Linked DNA regions of Homo sapiens: regions 1, 2 and 4 are each linked to region 3. The links are chromatin loops, found by intact Hi-C in ENCODE. Cell type or tissue: endothelial cell of umbilical vein. All regions are shown on one strand.

What was found. Hi-C counts contacts between places; a loop is a spot of excess contacts. Peaks named below come from ENCODE experiments on the same cell type or tissue, not always from the same donor. Only the 100,000 strongest peaks of a DNase experiment are listed, where the experiment ranks them.
Region 1: it touches region 3 in a loop (17-fold over the local background); 8 of 110 quality-filtered maps call a loop at or near these places.
Region 2: it touches region 3 in a loop (5-fold over the local background); 8 of 110 quality-filtered maps call a loop at or near these places.
Region 4: it touches region 3 in a loop (14-fold over the local background); 38 of 110 quality-filtered maps call a loop at or near these places.

The regions. Positions count from the first base shown.
Region 1 is chr22:45,575,884-45,580,883 of GRCh38, reverse strand. FBLN1 (fibulin 1) reads right to left here. Exons shown (of 17, transcript NM_006486.3): 16 at 3,776-3,907. Among named protein-coding and RNA genes, the nearest start is that of LINC01589, 27 kb to the left of the region's middle. In endothelial cell of umbilical vein, a CTCF peak has its summit at 2,700 (motif pointing left); a DNase peak (open chromatin) is centred at 2,673.
Region 2 is chr22:45,728,573-45,733,572 of GRCh38, reverse strand. It overlaps ATXN10 (ataxin 10), which reads right to left. Exons shown (of 12, transcript NM_013236.4): 7 at 3,983-4,148. Among named protein-coding and RNA genes, the nearest start is that of MIR4762, 29 kb to the left of the region's middle. In endothelial cell of umbilical vein, no CTCF peak of the experiment used is centred here; no DNase peak of the experiment used is centred here.
Region 3 is chr22:45,829,589-45,834,588 of GRCh38, reverse strand. All of the region lies in intron 10 of ATXN10 (ataxin 10), which reads right to left. Among named protein-coding and RNA genes, the nearest start is that of MIR4762, 72 kb to the right of the region's middle. In endothelial cell of umbilical vein, a CTCF peak has its summit at 2,870; a DNase peak (open chromatin) is centred at 3,518; H3K27ac peaks cover 209 bases.
Region 4 is chr22:45,643,210-45,648,209 of GRCh38, reverse strand. All of the region lies in intron 1 of LOC105373069 (a long non-coding RNA gene), which reads right to left. LOC105373068 (a long non-coding RNA gene) reads left to right here. Exons shown (of 3, transcript XR_938309.4): 3 at 105-656. Among named protein-coding and RNA genes, the nearest start is that of ATXN10, 26 kb to the left of the region's middle. RefSeq lists silencers at 2,173-2,242, 2,253-2,542. In endothelial cell of umbilical vein, a CTCF peak has its summit at 2,457 (motif pointing left); no DNase peak of the experiment used is centred here; H3K27me3 peaks cover 783 bases.

The DNA.
Region 1 (5,000 bases), 250 kb after region 3:
ATCCCCGCTAAGAACGGGTCTTTCAAGGCTACATTAGAGGACGACCCGGCCCTTGCAGGTTCTTAGTGGACTCGGGGCATTTCTCCCTCTTCTTCTGTTACTCTGGGAGGACTGAACACGGCGAGCCCCGGGGCCTGTGCGCTGATTGTTTTTCTGGGACATCCAAACTCACAGCAACTTAGCCCACCACAGCAGCAGTCAACCCTGGGCTCCGGCTCTGGGCGGGTGTGGTGTCTGGGGAAGACCGGGCTCCAGGCCCGCTCTGGCCCCAGCTCTGAGTGGCCTCGGGCAAATCTCTTGCCCTCTCTGGCTCTCGCTCTCTCCTTTGTTAGAGGAGATAATCCCACCGTGTCACAGGGTCCTGGCGATGATGAAACCCTGGCTCCTGGTCATCACAGGTGCTCACTAAGTGTCACTCCCTCACATGCAAGGACACTCAGCTCGGGCCTCACCTCCTCCAGGAAGCCCTCCTGATCCGGTGCCCAGTGTCCACACAGGGCATGGCCTAGAGCAGACAGGTGTTCAGCAAGCACCGTGAGTAGGCGGCGTTCCCTGCCGTGTGCTGCAGGCAGCACAGAGCTGCACGGGGCTGCCCAGGAGGCTCAAGAGCCTCCCACGCTCCCCACCAGGAGCAGCAGCCCTGGAAGCCGCTTTCTTCCTCTCCACCACCATGAAGGGTTTCTGCCTAAGTCACTGCTTGAAATCAGAACTGCACTGCTAAAAACAAGTCGGAAAACATCCCAGGCCCTGCAGTTTTTCAGTTGCACAGTCTCAGGCGGTCATTTAACTCAGCTCCCTCCTTTGCCCAAGGGAGACAATCATGACCCGTCGCTGGCAGTGTCTGTGAGGACTGGGGAATGCGGGGGTGAAGGTGCCCAGCAACGGTAAGGAGCCGGCAAGGGTTCAACCCCACGTTTTCAGGGCTGCTTCAGGCTGGGCTCGAGTCCAACGGTGGAACCATCTATTACCAGGTGGACAGGCCAGGAGCCGTGTGCCGGGATGGCTGCCCCTAGGGACCAGGAAGCTCCCAGGATGTATGGAAGTTATTCTGGGCAGAAGAGGAGGGAGAAGGAAGTAGGGATATGGAAGCCCAAGGAGGAGATCTCAGACAGAGAAATAAGATCAGCGCAGTGGGGACAGAGACAGGAGCCAGCCAGCAATGCAGCCTAGGTCCCAACACGCAGGGCTTGCCTCCCTGGTCTCAGTCTTCCACCTGAGATGACATGGGCACCAGGTCAACTCCAGGAGCCCAGCCAGGTGGGGCATCCTGCACACAGACCGAGGCGTGGAAGAGGCAGGGGCCTCCCCAGCACACAGGGCTACAGGCACGACAATTCCAAGGGCCAGGCTGGGGCCCTCCCCCACGCAGCCCCAGCCCAGAATTCCAAAGACCAGGGCACCCGTGACCAACTGTGCCGGGGGAAGCCGCTGGGTCCTTGTGGCCTCATCCACATTCCGTTCCCAGAAGCCCGCTGCCGGGACGGCACCTGTGATCATCTCTCATACCCTGGGACTCCTTTCCATTGCCCACTGTGTCCCTGATTCACTGTAAGAAGACTGGCAAGCCCCCTCGCCCTTCCGGGCCTCAGTTTCCCCTCCTACGGAAGAAGGAAGGGATGGTCTCTAGGAGCCTCCAGGCTCTGACATGCCAGGATTTTCTGCCCCAGTGGATGGGAAGCTGAGAAACAGACACTCCCAGGTTGGTTCTGTCTGGAGCAGATGCAGCCAGAGAAAGGCGCTGGTGGGTGCTGGTTCTAGGCCCAGCAGCTGCCCAACCTCTTGGCTTGGGTCACCCCAGGAAGGATGTAGGTGGGAACTAAAGACGTAAAACCTGCCAGGAGACTTCCCCTAAGAGAGCCTCCACAGGCCATCAAGGCCTGTCTCTGTGCATGCCTATTTCGGCATCATATTTTGATGATCTGATACGGGGTGGCTTCTCCCTGCTGCTGAGATGCAAAGTCCTCAGGGGCTATGTGGCATTTATCCATCTCTGTATCTGCAAGGCTTAGCCCAGGGTCAGGCACAGGTAGAGGCTCAAGAAGGGTTCAGAAACGGAAAGAATGAGTGAGTGAACTAGAAGGTCCTAGGATTCCAAACTCCCATGTTCCAAGATCTAGAAATCACCTGAGGGCCATGTCCCAGCCACAACTGCAGGCCCAGCATCAAGCACAGGGCTGGCCCCTTTGGGGCGGGGGGCGGCTGTGGGCCAGTGTCAGGGTGCATACCCCACCCACCCAGTGGGACAGGACAAAGCCCTGACCCAACCCCCTCCCTGCCTGCCCTCCTGCACAGGGGCCTGAAGGACCCTCAAGGCTGTCTTCATCTAAACTCTCATTTCACAATGGGGGAAACTGAGGCCCAGAGTGGGGAGTGACTCAAGGGCAAGCAGCAAGTTTCACAACTGCCGACAACCAAACCATGCGCCTTCCCCTTGGAATCACGCGAGGGCTAATGCACCATTAATTGTAATTAACTAATTATTCCTGCTGCCAGCTAGCGCAGGAGGAGGCTGGGGTGGGGAGCCCCCCAGTGACTCAGTCATGTTTACAACATGCAAACCCATTTAAAAGCTTGTAAAGGTGCTATAAATGGCTCTTTGGCAAGACGGGAATAACGATTCCCTTTCTCCAGCTGCCAGTTTTAACAACCGTCGGGTTTGAGGCGCAAAGACTGAGCGTCCAAGGTCCAACAGCGCCACCTGGAGGCCAGGCTCCAAAACGCTCTGCTCTGTGCGCACTGCACGCTCGTGGGTTCTGGTTAGGACCTCCCGGACTCCAGCGCCTAAGGGACTAGGAAGCCCACTCCTCCCAGTTCACAATGGGGAAACTGAGGCCCAGGGGAGGTCAGGGACTGTCCGTCCGTTGCTCAGCTGCTTTGAAAGTGTTCAGAGTATAAATCCGAGTCCAAAATGGCAGATGCCACCGTTTTCATTTCCCATGACTGTAAATCTTTTAAAATGTGACAGTTCAGGAGAGGGGCTGTGAATGACAGAAACAAGCGTGCGGAATGGAGTGGGCCTGGATATTTTTTCACACGAGTAGGTTGTCATTAAAGCCCGTTCCTAGCCAGGGAGGGCCCTGCCCCCGCCTGTAAACATCTTCCCCAGCCTGCACCCACCAACAGGACTTCCACAGTCCCCTCATGCCCCAGCCTCCCTTCACGCTCCCCAAACACCGGATCTCCAGGGAGAAAGAGCAGTGAGCTCCCCATTCAGATGGGCTGTGCACACAGAGTGGCCTTGGTCCTCTTACCAACTGATGCGTAGGGAGGGGACGACTACTGCTCAAGGCCACATGGCGAATCCAGCTAGTTCCAAGGCTGAGAGACCAGAGCTCAGGCCCTCTGATTCCTACTTTGCTATCCCTCCCATTGCACCCCAAGAATAACAATCCCCTTAGCTCCCACCGACCGCGGGACTGTGCCAGCCCTCAGGACAAGCACTTTACTTGGGTGGTATCATTTGAAATTCATGGTTGTGAGGCGCAGCGCTCTCTGGAACCCACCCATGTTATAGGCAGGGAGACCGAGACCCAGAGGGGTCACCCAGAGAGTGGGTGGCACAGCTAGGGTCAGATCCCAGGCAGGATCCCCCACTCTGGCTGTTCCTCCGGCCGAGACCGATTGGGAGCTGTGGTGGCCTCGGCGCTGGGCCCTGAAGGTTGGGTGGGCTTGAATTTGGGGAGGGGACTCAGATGGGAGTTGGGCTGGGCCAGAGAGGGTTTCGGGGTGGAGGGGGAGGGGTGCCTGGATAGAGCTGATATTCCCAGCCACTCACCCACGGTCATGCCGTCCATGTAACGCTTGATGATGTCAAAAGAGTCCCGCAGGTTCCCTTCCGTGATGTCGAAGATGATGTTAGCCTGGCTGGCAGGATGCGGTGGCGTGATGGCCCGGAGGAAGATGATCTCTGCAGAGGCACAGAATGGAGAAGGGCTCAGCACAGCCTGGCCCCAGCCCCAGTCCCAGCCTCGTCCCCAGGAACTCACCCTTGGGGAATGAAGACCTAACCCAGGGCCCTTTCATGAGACAACATCAATGAAGCCAGAGATCCCCTGTGTGGGGAGGGTGGAGGGGTCTGGACCTTCCTATATCATAGCCCATCCCTGTTTTATAGCAGGGGAAACTGAAGTCAGGAGAGATTTTGGATCTTCCTCGGGGACACAGAGCTAATCAGAGGAAGGGCTGGTGAGAAGTCATCAGTCACTGTGCATATTCATGAAGGTGGGGACCAGAGGAGGAAAGCGAGTGAGGGGACAGAGGGAGACAGCAGAAAGGCCAGAGGGGTGGGCTCCTCTCCCATCTATAGTGCCACAGGTCAGGGGGGCCACCCTGAGCGGTGGCCTGGGTTCTCTGGGGGGTGTGTGTCCATCTCCCAGATCAGACAGTGAAGCAGGGCAGCCCCAGCTCTGGGCTGTCTTGGGGGAGTCCTCTCTGTGGGCCTCAGTTTCCTCACCTGTAAGGTGAGGAAGGAAGCCGGCGGAGACCCACTAAAGGTCCTTTCAGCACTTAAGGTCAGGGTGTGGATTTCCTGGGCCCAAGATGCTAACAGGTGTCCCAACGGCACTCGGCTCCCTGCGATAACCAACACTCAGATCGGGGCTGGCCGGAGAGGCCACAAAACCAGCCACTGGGGATTTGGGAAGGATTTGTATGTGGTTTGGTGAAACCCCATCATTTTGCAAAAGGCAAATACCAGTTAGTTATTTTCTCTGACCCAAGTCTGTGCCACCCTGTGACGATTCAGCGTTATTCCTTTTCGGGAGGAGCAAACCTAGGGGGACTGGGACTGGGGACGGCTCCTTGGGCAACCACGTGCTGAGGGAGCCTCTCCTCCCCCCACCCCCCCGCATGGTTGTGTCATGGTGTAAACACTGGTGTCCTCGCGGCTGGCTCCGTTGCATGCCTCCCCTGAGAGGGTGGGAGGACCCCTTCTTATCACCATGTCCCTAGAGCCTGACACAGAGGGGCTCCGTCCACGGCTGCTGAATGAACTCATCATG
Region 2 (5,000 bases), 100 kb after region 3:
GTAGAGACGGGGGTCTCACCATGTTAGTCAGGCTGGTCTCAAACTCCTGACCTCAGGCAATCTGCCCACCTCGACCTCCTAAAGTGCTGGGATTACAGGTATGAGCCACCACGCCTGGCTGAAACTTTGTAACTTTATGTTTCACTGACTTCAGCTTAAATAATTTTTAACAACAAAGCAAGCATTATTTGCGTAATACAAAAATTTAAGCCCTTAATATGTGGAAAAAATACACTATTTATTGTAGAATATGTATTAAATATGTATTATGTAATTAAATATGTAATACCTACTGCATAACAGGTACTACAGTATGGCCTAACCTGGGGTTGCAAAGATTAAAACAGAATGCAAATCCCACAACCTGGCAACAATTATTGTAATATATGGATATCAGAAAATACAAAGCTAAAAGGAATGTTTTTTGAGCTTTCAGAGAAAAGGCAAGGCTTGCTACAAGTGAACAAGATTCTGAACTGACAAAAATATATCAAAAACTGGAAACAAGTATACAAAATATATCAAAAGACAGGAATAAGTACATTAACATGAGAACCCAAAACTATTTTTATAAAGAAACGTATGAAGAAAACCTTGGGATTTTAAAGCCAAACAATTACATAAATTAAAAAACACATGCTATAAATACAACTGTTTCCATTCTCACTTTTCAGTCATAGCATTGAGAACTTTACTGAATATCTATCTTGTCCTAAAAAGATCACCAATGAGTAAATGCAGTGGTTTGGCAGAAGAATGGCTGGGGTGGAAGAGGCAGGTGGAAAACCCTGATTTGTAGCATTTGCTGGTTTCCATGGCACAACTACTTCCACCATGGATGATTTCAAGGTACCAACAATTTAACAATCAGCTCACAAATTTCTAAGCACTTAATAATCAACTCTTAGAAGTCACCACAGGCCAGCTCCAGTATAGCACTTGGTCTTTGGCATATTTAAATACTGGCAAAGTGGTCCTCTTTTAAAAAAAAAAAAAAAGTATGACATATGTGCATTAATACGCACAAGTCATAAATGTATAGCTCAATAAACTTCCAAAAGTAAATTAATTTGGCTTTGCAAAAGAAAACTGCCTACAATTTTTTCTTTTTTTTTGGAGACAGGATCTCACTCTTCCCCAGGCTGGAATGCAGTAGCGCAATCACAGCTCACTGCAGCCTCAATCTTCTGGGCTTAGGCAAGCCTCCCACCTCAGCCTCACCGGTGGCTAGGAACACAGGCACACACCACCACACCCAGCTAATTCTTTGTGTTTTTTTTTTGTACAGATGGAGTCTCCTTATGTTGCCCAGGCTGGTCTCCAACTCCTGGGCTTAAGCAATCCTCCCACGCCTTGGCGTCCCAAAGTATTGGGATTACGGGCATGAGCCACTGTTCCCAGTCTACAACTTTCCATTCCATTAATATATAAAAATACTTCCCATCTTAGAGAAAAAAGTCCAAAGGAAAAATAGAAGTTTTCCTAAATATGAAAAGTTACACCAGGAATTTCTCACTACAATACTGAAATCACCTATATTTTAAACAGAAGTGCCCTGAAAAGTTTAAAGCTGTGATCTGTCTTTTCTCTGTCTCTTAGAGAATTTTTAAAACTTTTCTTAAGCATGACTCACTGCTCCTCCTGCTGGAAACAAAGGCAAATCTATCTCCAGAAAGTAAACGCAAGCCCCTGAATAAAGACCTTTCTTTCCTATCACAGAAAATGAGAACTAAAGTTAACGAAATGATTAGTAAGATCTAACATGGTCTATATGACAAAGCACAGAAAATCAATATCAAAATGGTCCTGAACGAAAGTATATTCACAAAAAAGGAAATACACTCTCGTGGGCGAGCAGTCATAGCCATGAGCTGCATTTACAACAGGAGTTAACAGTTTCACAGTATCGGATCACATTCTCTACATTCCCGCCTGTGGACAGTGGATGAGTATCCACTCTGGATTCCAATCCCTCTCCTCCAGTGTTGCCCATTTGCCAACAGTGATTCCAGCATCAATTACTCCCTCTCTACCTGACCATTCATATCAGCATACAAAGGAACTCTCTATCATCTTTTATTGTTTAAATCAGCTTTATTGAGGTATAATATACATGCAATGAAATACACCCATCTTAAGCATACAGTACAAAGTTGTGTCAAGGTATACAGCTAAGTGCCACATTCTACTATCCAGAAAGTTCCCTCGTGTTCCCCTGCAATCAATTCCACTCATTCATTTCCAGACCCAGGTGACATCTGATCTATTTTCTGTCATGACCGATATATCTGGCCTGCTACAGAATCCCACGGAAATGGAATCAGCCAGCATGTTTTCTAGTCTGTCTGGCTTCTCTCCCTCAGCACTTCTGAGATTCTTCCCTGTTGTATCACAAGTGCATCCCTTTTTACAGCTGAGTGGTCCAGAGAAAGAACAATTCTAACTTTATGACAGAAGAAAGGGAGAATAGATAAAAACAGGAAGTTCTGAAGTAAAGACAAGGGATAGAGAATTAACATAAGCTCCCTTCCACGCCCTGATAAAACAAGACCTGAATGATCTAAGGTAGGCTTAAGGAGAATAAAAAATAGTTTAAATAATTAACCAGGACAGTATACCACTAGGAATCTCCTATAAAGAAGAGAAGAAGCAAACTGTCTAGAAAGCAGTTTGGAAGTATGTATCAAGAGCTTTAAACATGTGATATCCTTATACATAGCAATTTCACTTCTAAGATTATGTCCTAGGATAACAGCTGTGGAAATGTGCAAAGATGTAACTATAAAGGCATGTACTACAGTATTATCTAAAATAAGTAGAAATAAGAACAACCTACTGCCAGATGTGGTGGCTTATGCCAGTAATCCCAGCACCTTGGCAGGCCGAGGCAGGCAGATCACATGAAGTCAGGAGTTCAAGACCAGCCTGGCCAATATGCCGAAACCCCGTCTCTACCAAAAATACAAAAATTATCTGGGCATGGTGGTGGTGTGCACCTATAATCCCAGTTATTTGGGTAGCCAAGACAGGAGAATTGACTGAACCCAGGAGGCAGAGGTTGCAGTGAGTCAAGATTGTGCCACTGTGCTCCAGCTTGGGCGACAGAGCAAGGCTTTGTCTCAAAACAAACAAACAAACAACCTAAATGTCCAACTACAGGGATTTGGACAAATAAATAGGAAATTCTTTACTTGAAATGTTATGTTGGCTTTTTTTTTTTTTTTTTTTGAGACAAGGGTCTCACTGCATCACCCGAGCTGGAGGGCAGTGGGGCAATCATGGCTCACCGCAGCCTCAACCTCCTGGGCTCAAGTGACCCTCCCACCTCAGCCTCCCAAGTAGCTGGGTCTATAGGCATGTGCCACCATGTCCAGTTAATTTTTGTATTTTTTACAGAGATGGGGTTTCACCATGTTGCCCAGGGTGATCTGGAATTCCTGGGCTCAAGCGATCCTCCCGCCTTGGCCTCCCAAAGAAGTGGGGTTACAGGTGTGAGGCACCGTGCCCAGCCTATGTTGGCATTTATTTAAAAAGACATTTACAATGTATTATTTATTTATTCATTCAGCAAATACTTGTTCAGTGCCTACCATATACATAGTACTATGGACACAACAGTCAAAATTTCTGCCCTCCTAGAGCTTACATTCCGAAGAAAAAATGGGAACCTGCAAACAGAAGGCACAGAAAGGCTCCACTTTTAATAGATACATATGTGCACATGTCTACGTCTGTGTGCATGTATCTGATGTCATCTGTCTAGAAAATTAACCAGAATTTGCCTAAGTCATTGACTCTGGATGGTAGGAATAAGGACACTGTTTTCCCTTATCTAAATTTTCCAACTATTCTCATATATGGATACATTACTTACATAATATTTTTTAAAGCTTTTAAAAAAGAATTCTCATACAGGACTTGGCTGAGTTAGAAAATCTGTCCATTCTCTTTTACCCGAGATTGGGAAATCTGCCTCCCTTACCTCATCATCAGGAGGCTCCTCAGAGGCCAGCTTGAGCACAGTCTTGCACTGATCCACAAAGGTGCTTGCAATCAACTCAGCATGCCGCAAAAACACAGGGATGTCATCCTTGGTGAGTGGCTCATCACTCGTTATCTTGGCTATCATAAGGTCTAACAGTGTAACTCTGTAAAACATAAAGGATTTCTGCATGAATCTATAATACTTAAATTATACAATGCTAAAAATACCTAGGAAAGCAACTTTAAGGGAATATTATTATTTTAAATTCCTTACCTTGCTTCTAATGTCTAGCTAGGAAAAACATGAATAAAGTTAATCTTCATCAATCACCTATTTTTTAAATTCTTCATTTCTTTGATGTGTCTTGGCCACAGAAACTAGAATTGCTTAATGCACCTTTTATGTCCATTACTTTCAACATTAAAATAATTGGACATTTTAGACATGCTCAGTTTTTTGTATGAACACATCGACGACACTAGCAACAGCAAAGTGAAACGGGCTAACATTCATTCACCATTTTCTACGGAGCTAAGCATGTTACACACATTGTATCACTTAATCCTCACAAAAACTCCATGAGGCAGGTACTGCCATTAGTTTCACATTAAAGGTGGGTAAATAAGGCTTGGTGAGGTTAATTAACTTGTCCAGTGTCACAAAACCACTGAGAGTCTAAGCTAGGATTCAATCTGTGCCCTGAGCCAGGTGCTTTAACCACTCATTTGGTAGTCTTTACTGTGAAACTTTACTATTTATTTTAGTTTACACAAACACAAATCTGAAGACCAAGACTGTGCCATTTTTACATCAATATATAAGTTACCAAATAAATATTTCTTTTCAACCATCTCTTTCCTTCTCCTAGGAAAAATGAATCACACATAGGTCAATCTGTCTAGCATAAATCAATTAGCACATTTGCTCAAAATTACATTTTGATTTGGGATTATACGTATAATTCTAATTTCTATAGAAGACAGGGTACGAACATCTAAACTGCTTATTAGCAAAT
Region 3 (5,000 bases):
TAAATGCATGTGGATACACAGCCACGATACAATGTCAGCCTTCATGCTGCAGGAGACAGTTGTGGGGGAGCAGCATTCTGGGGACAATAAACTTCTAAAGTAAACAACAGTGCTCAGTGTCTCCACACACAACCCGGGACACTGCCAGTAGCACACCGGCAGAGCTTCACTGCCCAGATGGTGGCAGGGGAGGTCCTAACGATAGGGGATTTATGAATGGGAGTCAATGGAAACCCAGTAGAAACCGGGGAAGTGTCAGGCCTCACCTGCCAGGTAAAGAGGCTGTTTACCAAGTACCTGGTGATCTTTGGGATCAGTGGCCAGATAATAAGCTGGCCCCACTGAATTTCTGTTCCTGGAACACACTGCCACTCTCAATGCAAGCAAAGCTTTGTACAATTAAGTGTCTCTCACATAAGCCAAGACTGAAAATGAGATTGTCAGTTTACCTTCATAAAATAGTAACACGAGTAAAACTAATAAAGGTAACAGCATCAGTTGTCACATTCCAGGACACAGGATGTGCCAGGGGCTGTTCTAAGTGTGAAAGCATTCAATCCTCACAAACTCTCTATGCGGTAGATGTTCGTTACTATCCTCATTCTACTGATGAGAAAACTTAGACACAGAGGCGAACATGGCCAAGGTCCCGCAACTGGATGTGTTCAAGGTGGATTTGGAAGTAGGCAGTCAGGCTCTGGCATCCGCTCCCCTGATCGCGATGCCGTATCGCTGCTAAGTGTGCTCTCGCGACCAGTCCATCCAGAGAGACCTCTGGAGGGCAGAGCAGTTCTTCTTCCGGGTTGCTATGACTGCACGTTTCTGAGCTATGCCTACAAACCAGTACAAGGAACGGTAGGTTTTGTGATACATGAAATACATCCCTTTCTCTTCAAAGAAATCCCAAGTGATAAACTTGCAGATACCAGTCAGAGTAACTATCTCTGCAAAATACCTTTAGAACTAGCTAATAAGCTAACAATTCAAAGTGAAATAAAAATTTGGAGCAGAAAAAGTAAACCCACCTAAGTTATAAGACATTAGTGTTCGTCTAGCACTGTTGATATTTCAAAATTAATGAAGTACAGCCAAGGATCAAAAATAGTTCTAAGTTAGAAAGGATTAAATGAAGAACATGAACAGGGTGGAGCTTCTGGCGATTTAGAACAGACAAGACCCAGCAGGCCCTGAGGAGTCAAGGAGCGCTCTTATGCTGTACACACCAGTGTCTGGGCATCTGGTAGCACTTGCTCCAATGGCATTAGTTACCATGGCCATCCTGACCTGCCTCCTCACCCCACCTCCCCCGACGCCTTCAGCAGCTCCCAGGAAGTCGGTGGTCAAGGGTGGGGAGGGCTTGCAGGGTGAACAGGGACAGATACCAGATGCGTGCGCTTCCCAAGGACTCTATGATGCTGCAAAGTCAGCACAGGAGAGAGGTTCTCATTTCATGCTGTCTGCTTTCACTTCTAACAGTAATAGGTGACTCAAGAGTTACCTGCAGTCTGATTGATTTCTTTCAACAAGGAGATCTCTAATTCTAATTTGTCCTCATCAGGGGAAGAGCACTACTATATCCATTTAAAGTCAGGACAACCTTCAGCAGAAAGGTATAATACATAAATAACTCCAACATTCACTATAACACTTTAGACTATTTAAAAGCCAAGTGGTCATGCTGGTGACACTTAGTTCTAAAACTCTCCCTTGACGCGTATCTCTCTAAAAAATTTCTGAAGTACTGAATATTTCATTTTGGGGAGAAAATTCATTGAATTACAGAAACTTAATACTTTAACACTGTTTTCCTCTTTTCTATGAACAACACACCTCTTGATATTTAGACTGGCGTTGGAGCAAGGGATTTAGATATGAACAAAAATTCAAACTGTTAATCTTACATCTGAATGTCTCTCAAAAATTTAATCATGATCTATTCATTCATTTAATAAATACGAAGGCAAAATGCTCAATACTGGTAAGACAACAGCTAACAGGATAGTCCAGTCCCTGCCCTTGGGGCGTTTACATTCTAGCACTTGCAGAGGCAGGCCCTAAACCAAAAAACAAAGTCTGAAAGGGGTGACAGAGCATAATTACAAGAGGACAACTTGGGGAAAGAGGGGAGTTAGGGAAGGCCTCTCTGAGGAATTAACATCAGAGCTGAAACTCAAAGGATGAAAAGAAGCCAGACCCCTGGAGAGCTGAGGAGGAGGGTGCAGATGGGAGCAGGCCACACAGCGCCTCCACATGGAGGAACACTGATGAGAAAAACTTGTATGGCTGGGAAGAATGAGTGAGGGAGAGTGGATAAAAAGAAGCAGAGGTCAGTCAAGGCCAGCTCCTTCAGGGATTCTTAGGCTATGGTAAGGAGCTTGCTGTACTGCATTCTAACACAATGAGAACTCATCGAAAGAGCTGAAGTAGAAAAATTAAGAAGCTCTTGTGGGCAGCTGCGTGGAGAGTGGAACAAGGGAGCAGGAGTCCATAATGGTGAGAATAAAATTTTGGAATAATACAGACTTGGGTTCAATTCTGGCTCTGCCACTTTACAAGCCGCACGGCTTTGGGCAATTTACACAACTTTACCAAGGCAGTTGTTCCACCTATGAACTTGGACAGGTGGTGGGTACAGGTGACGGAAGGGGGTGTTTGCCATGTGCACAACACACTCAGTGCACCTGAGAGCCATGGGTACAGTGGAGCTCCAGCACAGGCTCTGGGTGGGCTTAAAGGCCACCACGCTCCTCTATCAGGCACGTGACTTCACATCCTTTCGCCAATGAGGGGGAGACAAAATGATCTCTCAATATGTCAAACGATAGTACAGAAAAGTGATTATGTTCTTGGGCCTTGTGGGCAGAAAGTTGAGGTTCAAATTGCATTGCTGTTCCACTGCCGAACAGCTGGTGGCCCTAGCCAGTTATAAAACCATTTGCCTAAATTCCCTCCTCTATAAAATGAAGATAAAAATATTGTTTCATAGGATGGATGCAAAGATGAAATAAGATCACAATGCCTGGCATGAAAAGAGGCACTCAATGTCAGATATTACTGTTAAACAGACAGAACTGTTTGCTTTTTTTTGACCCTGAAGAATGATTAATTAGAAAACTATTTTGTGCTCAGGCCCCTGATGAGGATCTGAGACATACAGGAAAAGTCTGAGGTACAGTTGCTGCCTACATTTATTTTTCTCCAAAATTTTTTTTTTTTACTGTGGTAAGGTACACGTAACATAAAATTTCGCATCCTAACTATACTAAAGAGTACACATTGGTAGTGTTAAACGCATTCACAACGTTGTGTGTCTATCACCACCATCCATCTCCGCAACTCGTCTTGTAAACTGAAACTCAGTCCCCATTAAACAGTAATTCCCTTTCTTCTCTCCCCTCAACCACTGGCAAGCACTCTACTTTCTGTCTCTGTGATTTTGACTACTCTAAGTACCTCTTATAAATAAGCTGACACGGTATGACTGGCTTATTTCACTAAGTGTAAGGTCCTCAGGGTTCATCCATGTTGTAGTGTGTGTCAGAACTGCCTTCCTTTTAAAGCTGACTCATATTTCAGTAAATGTAGAGGCCACATTTTGTTTATCCACTCATCCTTTGGTGGACACCTGGGTTGCTTCTACCTTTTGGCTACTGCACATAATGCTGCTAGGAACATGGTGTACAAATACTTCTTTGAGACACTACTCTCAATTCTTTCGGGTATATACCCAGAAGTGGAATTGCTAAATCATATATATAGTAATTCTATCTTTAACTTTTTGGGGACTTGCCAAACCGTTTTCCACAATGGCTGCACCATTTTACATTCCCATCAGTAATGCATGGGAGTTCTGATTTCTCCACATTCATGCCAAGACTTGTTTTTTTTTTTTTTCTTGTTTTGTATAGTGGCTATCCTCATGGATGTGAGGTGGTATCTCATTGTGGTTTTGATTTGCATTTTCCTCATGATTAGTGATGCTGAGTATATTTTCATGTGCTTCTTGGCCATTTGTATATCTTACTGGAGAAATGTGTACTCAAGTCTTTTGTCCATTTTTGAATGAGGTTGTTTTATTGTTAAGTTTTATGAATTCTCTATATATTCTAGATATCTATCCCTTATCAAATAAATAATTTGCAAATATATTCTCCCATTCTGTGGATTACATTTTCACTCTGTTGAATGATTCTTTCACTCTGTTGAATGATGCAAAATATTTTAAAATTTTCATGTAGTCCAATTTATCATTTTTCCTTTTGCTGTCTGTGCCTTTGGTATCACATCCAATAAATAACTGCCAAATCCAATGTCATGTGAAGCTTCTGCTCTGTATTTTCATCTAAGAGTCTTACATTTAATCCACTTTGAGTTAATTTTTGTATATGACGTTAAGTAAGGGTTCAGTTTCATTCTTTTGCACCTGGATATCTAGTTTCCTTAGCACCATCTATTGAAAAGACTGCGCTTTCTCCACTGAATGGTGTTGTCATCCTTTTCAGCAATCATTTGACTACATTTGTGGAGATTTATCTCTGGATTCTCTATTCTGTCCCACTAGTCCAGATGTCTGTCTTCATGTCAGTACCACATTGTTTTGATTATTGTAGCTTTATTATAAGTTTCAAAATCAGGAAGTGTGAGTCTTCCAGCTCTGTTCTTCTTATACATTGTTTTGGCTATTCAATGTCCCTTGGGATTCCATATGAAGTTTGGAATGGGTTTTTCTATATCTGCAAAAAATTTCATTGGGATATTGACATGACTTGCATTAAATCTGTAATTGCTCTGAGCAGTACTGACATCTTAACAATATTGTTTTTCAACACATGAACATGCGATGTGTTCCCGTTTATGTCTCCTTTAATTTCTTTCAGCAATGTTTTATAGTTTTCATGGTACAAGTCTTTCACCTCCTTGAGTAAGTTAATTCCTAAGTATTTTATTATTTTTGATGCTATTATAAAAGGAATTGCTTTTGTAATTTCCATTCCGTCAGT
Region 4 (5,000 bases), 190 kb after region 3:
TCTTCGCTGGTTTGGCTCCTCCCCACCCCCAGTCTATTACAAATCCTCATGAATTATTTTGTCCATAACATTTCTAAGCTAAGTGTCCTTCTTTCCAATTTCAGAGCTAAAACCATGCCCAGGAACTGGCGTCCCAAATCTAAACAGTGAGGCTTGAGAAGCGGGCTGGATTCCACGGTGCGCAAGTGTGCAGAGGACATAAGCCGAGAAGAGGCCCTTGGAGAGGACAGAAATAACAACATCGTAGGCAGACAGTTGTGGGTTCTGCCAGTCACGCTTTCGCACAAGTCACAGCACTCAGCCTCAGTAAGCAGAGGAAAATAACAGAAAACAAAGTTGGAAAGCATGGCTGAGGAGAGGGAGATAAACCGAGATAAATCGTGAAGAGTGGTTGAAATAAGCTACCGACAGGCTTGACCCGCAGCAGGTGCCTGATTCTGCTGGTTCCCAGTCCAGCCCCAGCTCAGGTGCACAAGGCGTCCGGGGGACTGCCAGCACTGCACAGCCCTTTCCATACCTCCTGGATGGTGACCTTTACCTCCGTTCCACCGTGGCCACCCATACCCTGGGCCTTTGTCATCTCTCGAAGGTTCCAACTGCACTCTGAAATCCCACTCCCTGACTGCAGCTTCCAAAGCTGCCAGGAAACTGCCAGCTTCCAGGCCAGCCACTCAACAGCCTCCAAGACTCACTTTCCTCATCTATAAAATGGGGTTTCTAATATCTGCTTTGCCCAGCACACAGAGCTGCTGGGAGAATCAAATATGATTATGTATATGAAGATACTTCACGAATGATGACATTCTAGTAAGCTAGCAAATAGTTGTCCCAGCCATACCCACTGCCAAATGGGCCACTCAGGAGATCCAAGGAGATCACTCTGCCGCGAATGCTATTTTATTCATATCATTCAGGACCTTCATGGTGGAGGCTTGTTGACATTGGCTTGTGGTTGAGAGGAGCTCCGGAGTCAAGCCGTCTGTGTCCAGATCCCTGCCTCAAGTGCTACCAGCCATGTGAGCTGAGTGCATTATATAACTTCAGCATGACTCAGCGTCCACTTCTGAAAGATGGGATGGACGATGGTGACAGGGTCATCCCATTGGGTCATTGTGAGCATTCAACGAGAGGGCATAGGACAGTGGCTGGTAAGTGCTCATAAACCGTTAGCCGGCCGGGCACGGTGGCTCACGCCTGTAATCCCAGCACTTTGGGAGGCCAAGGCGGGTGGATCACCTGAGGTCAGGAGTTCGAGACCAGCCTGGCCAACATGGTGAAACCTCGTCTCTACTAAAAATACAAAAATTAGCCAGGTGTGGTGGTGGGCACCTGTAATCCCAGCTACTTGGGAGGCTGAGGCAGGAGAATCCCTTGAACCCAGGAGGCGGAGGTTGCAGTCAGCCAATATCACACCATTGCACTCCAGCCTGGGTTACAGAGTGAGACGCCATCTCAAAAAAAAGAATAAAAAAACCTGTTAGCCATTATTATGATCACACTGTTCACAAGTTCACCCCACTACCAAAAAATGGCCACATTCCACCCACTCCCCACCAACCAAAGGCACAAGCACCTCTGTCATCTGCTCTCTCAGGATGGTCACACATCTCGATGGCCTGGACCATGAGCCAAGGGTGGACGTTCATCCAGAATGGCCCTCGCTTTCCAACTTTGTTTTGTTATTTTTGTGCTGTATAAAAACCCCACTGCTGCAGACACTACTGCCCAAACAAACTGTTGAGTAATTAATGGTTTGACCATTTTTCAACCTCGGCTTCTAGGAGAGGAGACATTTGTACACGACCTGGGATGTCAGGAAACAAGACCAAGGGCTTGAAGAGGGTTGGGGCAGGTCTCCCGGCTGCCCCTCTGCAGCCAAAAGCCTCTCATTGCTCCCCAGATGTCTGTTTCTGCCCCCAAGCATAGCCCATGCCTTGCCCCGCACCTGGGAGGCTCTCTAGCCTCTCCCCGTGGGCCCTGCCAAGGCCTCCCTCCAATGCAATGCGAGTTGCCACTGCCCTCAGGCCCTCTCCAAGTTAGAACCCCACACCCAGCCCACATTTACCCTGTGCGTGGACACACACCTCCTTGCTTTCTTTACCTTTATGATGAGCGCAGTGATTGGTTTTGAACACGTTTCCTCGTCAGGGTTGTGTATGTTGTAAAGCTGTCTTGTGGCCGGGCGCGGTGTGGTGTAGGGTGTTAAAGTGGGGAGATACTCGCTCACAACCTGGAGCGTGAGAGGGCGACAGGCAGGGGACCGCAGAAGGGAAGGGGGGCGCATTGCGGAGGCGGGGGCGGGGCGGAAAGAGGCCAGGGGCCGTTCAGCAGGTTAGCATGGAGCAGGGTGAGACAGTGCTGGAGGAGGAAACGCGCCCGGCGAGGAGCCGCCGCGTCCCGGCCCTGCCAGCCGCCATTCGAGGCCGCGCACCGCCACCTGCTGGGCGCCCGGGGAGGTGCCGCCTAGCCGCACGTGGGTCCCAGGGCAGGCGCCACGCAGCAGCGGAGTCCACCTGGGCAGGTGCGGATCCCCGGGCTCGCCTCCCCACCTCGGAGGGAAGAGCCTGACTGAGGACTCTGGGTCCCAGTCCCAGCTCAGACACCGGCTGAGAGGCTTCCGTGACGGTCAGGTCGGGAGAGGGCTCTCCTGCCTGCCGCACGTCCTGTGAGTCCGTTTGTTCCTCTGCCGGCCCCAGCCCCACCGCAAGCCCCCTGCCTCCGCTGCTCTGCCCACCCTCCCTGGGCACTGGAGTGGGCCCTGAGGAACGGCAGAGGCCCATCTGCAAAGCTCTGAATACCTCTCCCAACCGCAGATTAAATGGCACCCACGGAGGCCAAGCTCTCAGCAAGCACCGCGCTTGACTGCTCCTCTGGGTGCCCAGAAGACCATCGGTCGGTCTGTTCTTCCGAGGAAAGAGGCCCGGACCTTGATTCAGGATCCTCGCCCGGTCTAAACATACACACTTTGGGGACTGGGAGCTGAGCGGTTCTTCTAGAAAGGTCTCCTTGTTCCTTAGTCAAAATACAGGTTTGCCCCGTTTGTTCTTGCTCAGCCTTCTGAAACAATCAGAATAACTTTTTTCGTACGATGCCTACAAACAGCTTTAATGTTCCCTGTAAATATTCATTCCGAGCTAAGTGTGCCCAACTTCCTGCATTCTTTAGAGCAGTGGACAATTTCAACCGAGGACGATTTTGCCCTGCAGGGGACATTTGGCAATGTCTGGAGAACTTTTGGTGATCTACCCGGAGGAGGGAGACCACTCCTGGCGTCTGGTGGGGAGAGGCCCCCGTGCTGCTAAGCATCCTAAGGTACATGGCGTAGCACCTCCATCCCGCCACACGCACAACAAAGAATTGTCCCACCCAAAAGTCAACAGTGCTGAGGTTGAGAAGTCCTGCTTGAGAGTTCTGAGGTTTTTTTGGTTTTTTTGTTTGTTTTTGAGACGGAATCTCGCTCTATCACCCAGGCCGGAGTGCAGTGGTGCAATCTCAGCTCACTGCAACCTGTGCCTCCCAGGTTCAGGCAATTCTCCTGTCTCGGCCTCCCGAGCAGCTGGGATTACGGGCATGCGCCACCACCCCCGGCTAATTTTTGTATTTTTAGTAGAGTGGGGGTTTCACCATGTTGGCCAGGCTGGTCTCGAACTCCTGGGCTCAAGTGATCTGCCCACCTCGGCCTCCCAAAGCGCTGGGATTACAGGCTTGAGCCATCGCAACCGGCCTCTGCTTGAGAGTTCTGAGTCTTCTCAAGGTTCTGGTCCCTTCTGTAGATACTCTTCATGCATTCATGTTTCTATCGCCACGGGGTACCAACTCCAGGCCAGCTCCCACCAGCCTGGACATCGTAAGTTCTAGACACCAGGCGTCTCTCAGTGGAGCCTAACAATTACATCAGCCTTCTTAGCAATGCTTTGCTCATATGATCAGTATATCTTTTTTTTTTTTTTCCGAGATGGAGTCTCACTCTGTCACCCAGGCTAGAGTGCAGTGGCGGGATCTCAGCTCACTGCAACCTTTGCTTCCCAGGTTCAAGTGATTCTCCTGCCTCAGCCTCCCGAGTAGCTAGGATTACAGGCGCATCCCTCCATGCCTGGCTAATTTTTTGTATTTTTAGTAGAGACAAGGTTTCACCATGCTGGCCAGGCTGGTCTCAAACTCCTGACCTCGTGATCTGCCCCCTCCTCGGCCTCCCAAAGTGCTGGGATTACAGGCGTGAGCCACCGCGCCCGGCCGATCTGTATGTCTTTAATCAGTGTTACGGGCCAGGTGCGGTGGCTCATGCCTGGAATCCTAACATTTTAGGAGGCCAAGGTGGGCAGATTGCTTGAGCCCAGGAGTTCAAGAGCAGCTTGCACAACATGGTGAAACCCCATCTCTATGAAAAATTAGCTGGGCATGGTGATGTACACCTGTAGTCCCAGCTACTTGGGCGGCTAAGGTGGGAGGATCGCTTGAGCCTGGGAGGTCAAGGTCGCAGTGAGTCATGATAGCGCCACTGCACTCCAGCCTGGGCGACAGAGCGAGACCTGTCTCAAAAAAAAAAAAAAAAAAAAAAAAAAAAATCAGTGTTTTGAACAGAGAACTTAGAGGCTTAAATATGCATGTGATTAAATAAAAGACATATATTACCTAGAAAAAACAGGTATTATTCTCACACAGAAAAACGTTGGGTAAAATAAACATTCCTATTGGATGGATTCAATTTTAAATGATTCCTCTTATACAAATTTTGTTTCAACCATTCCTCTTAACAAAGAAATGGCGAAGCCCTCCTAAAGCCCTCCAGAACAGACTGAACAAAGGAAAAAAGATGCTTGTCAACTCAAATATGAAAGGCCTGCTCCAAGCTCCCCTAATTATATCTTGGAAGGGAAGCTTTGTCCTATTGACATTCGGGATCATTTTTCACAAGCTCAGGTTACTCCCTTGAAGATTTTTAGGAAGTTTCATGATATGGAGACATTGTTGAAAAATTGGCTGCTTGACTTCTGCCAGCA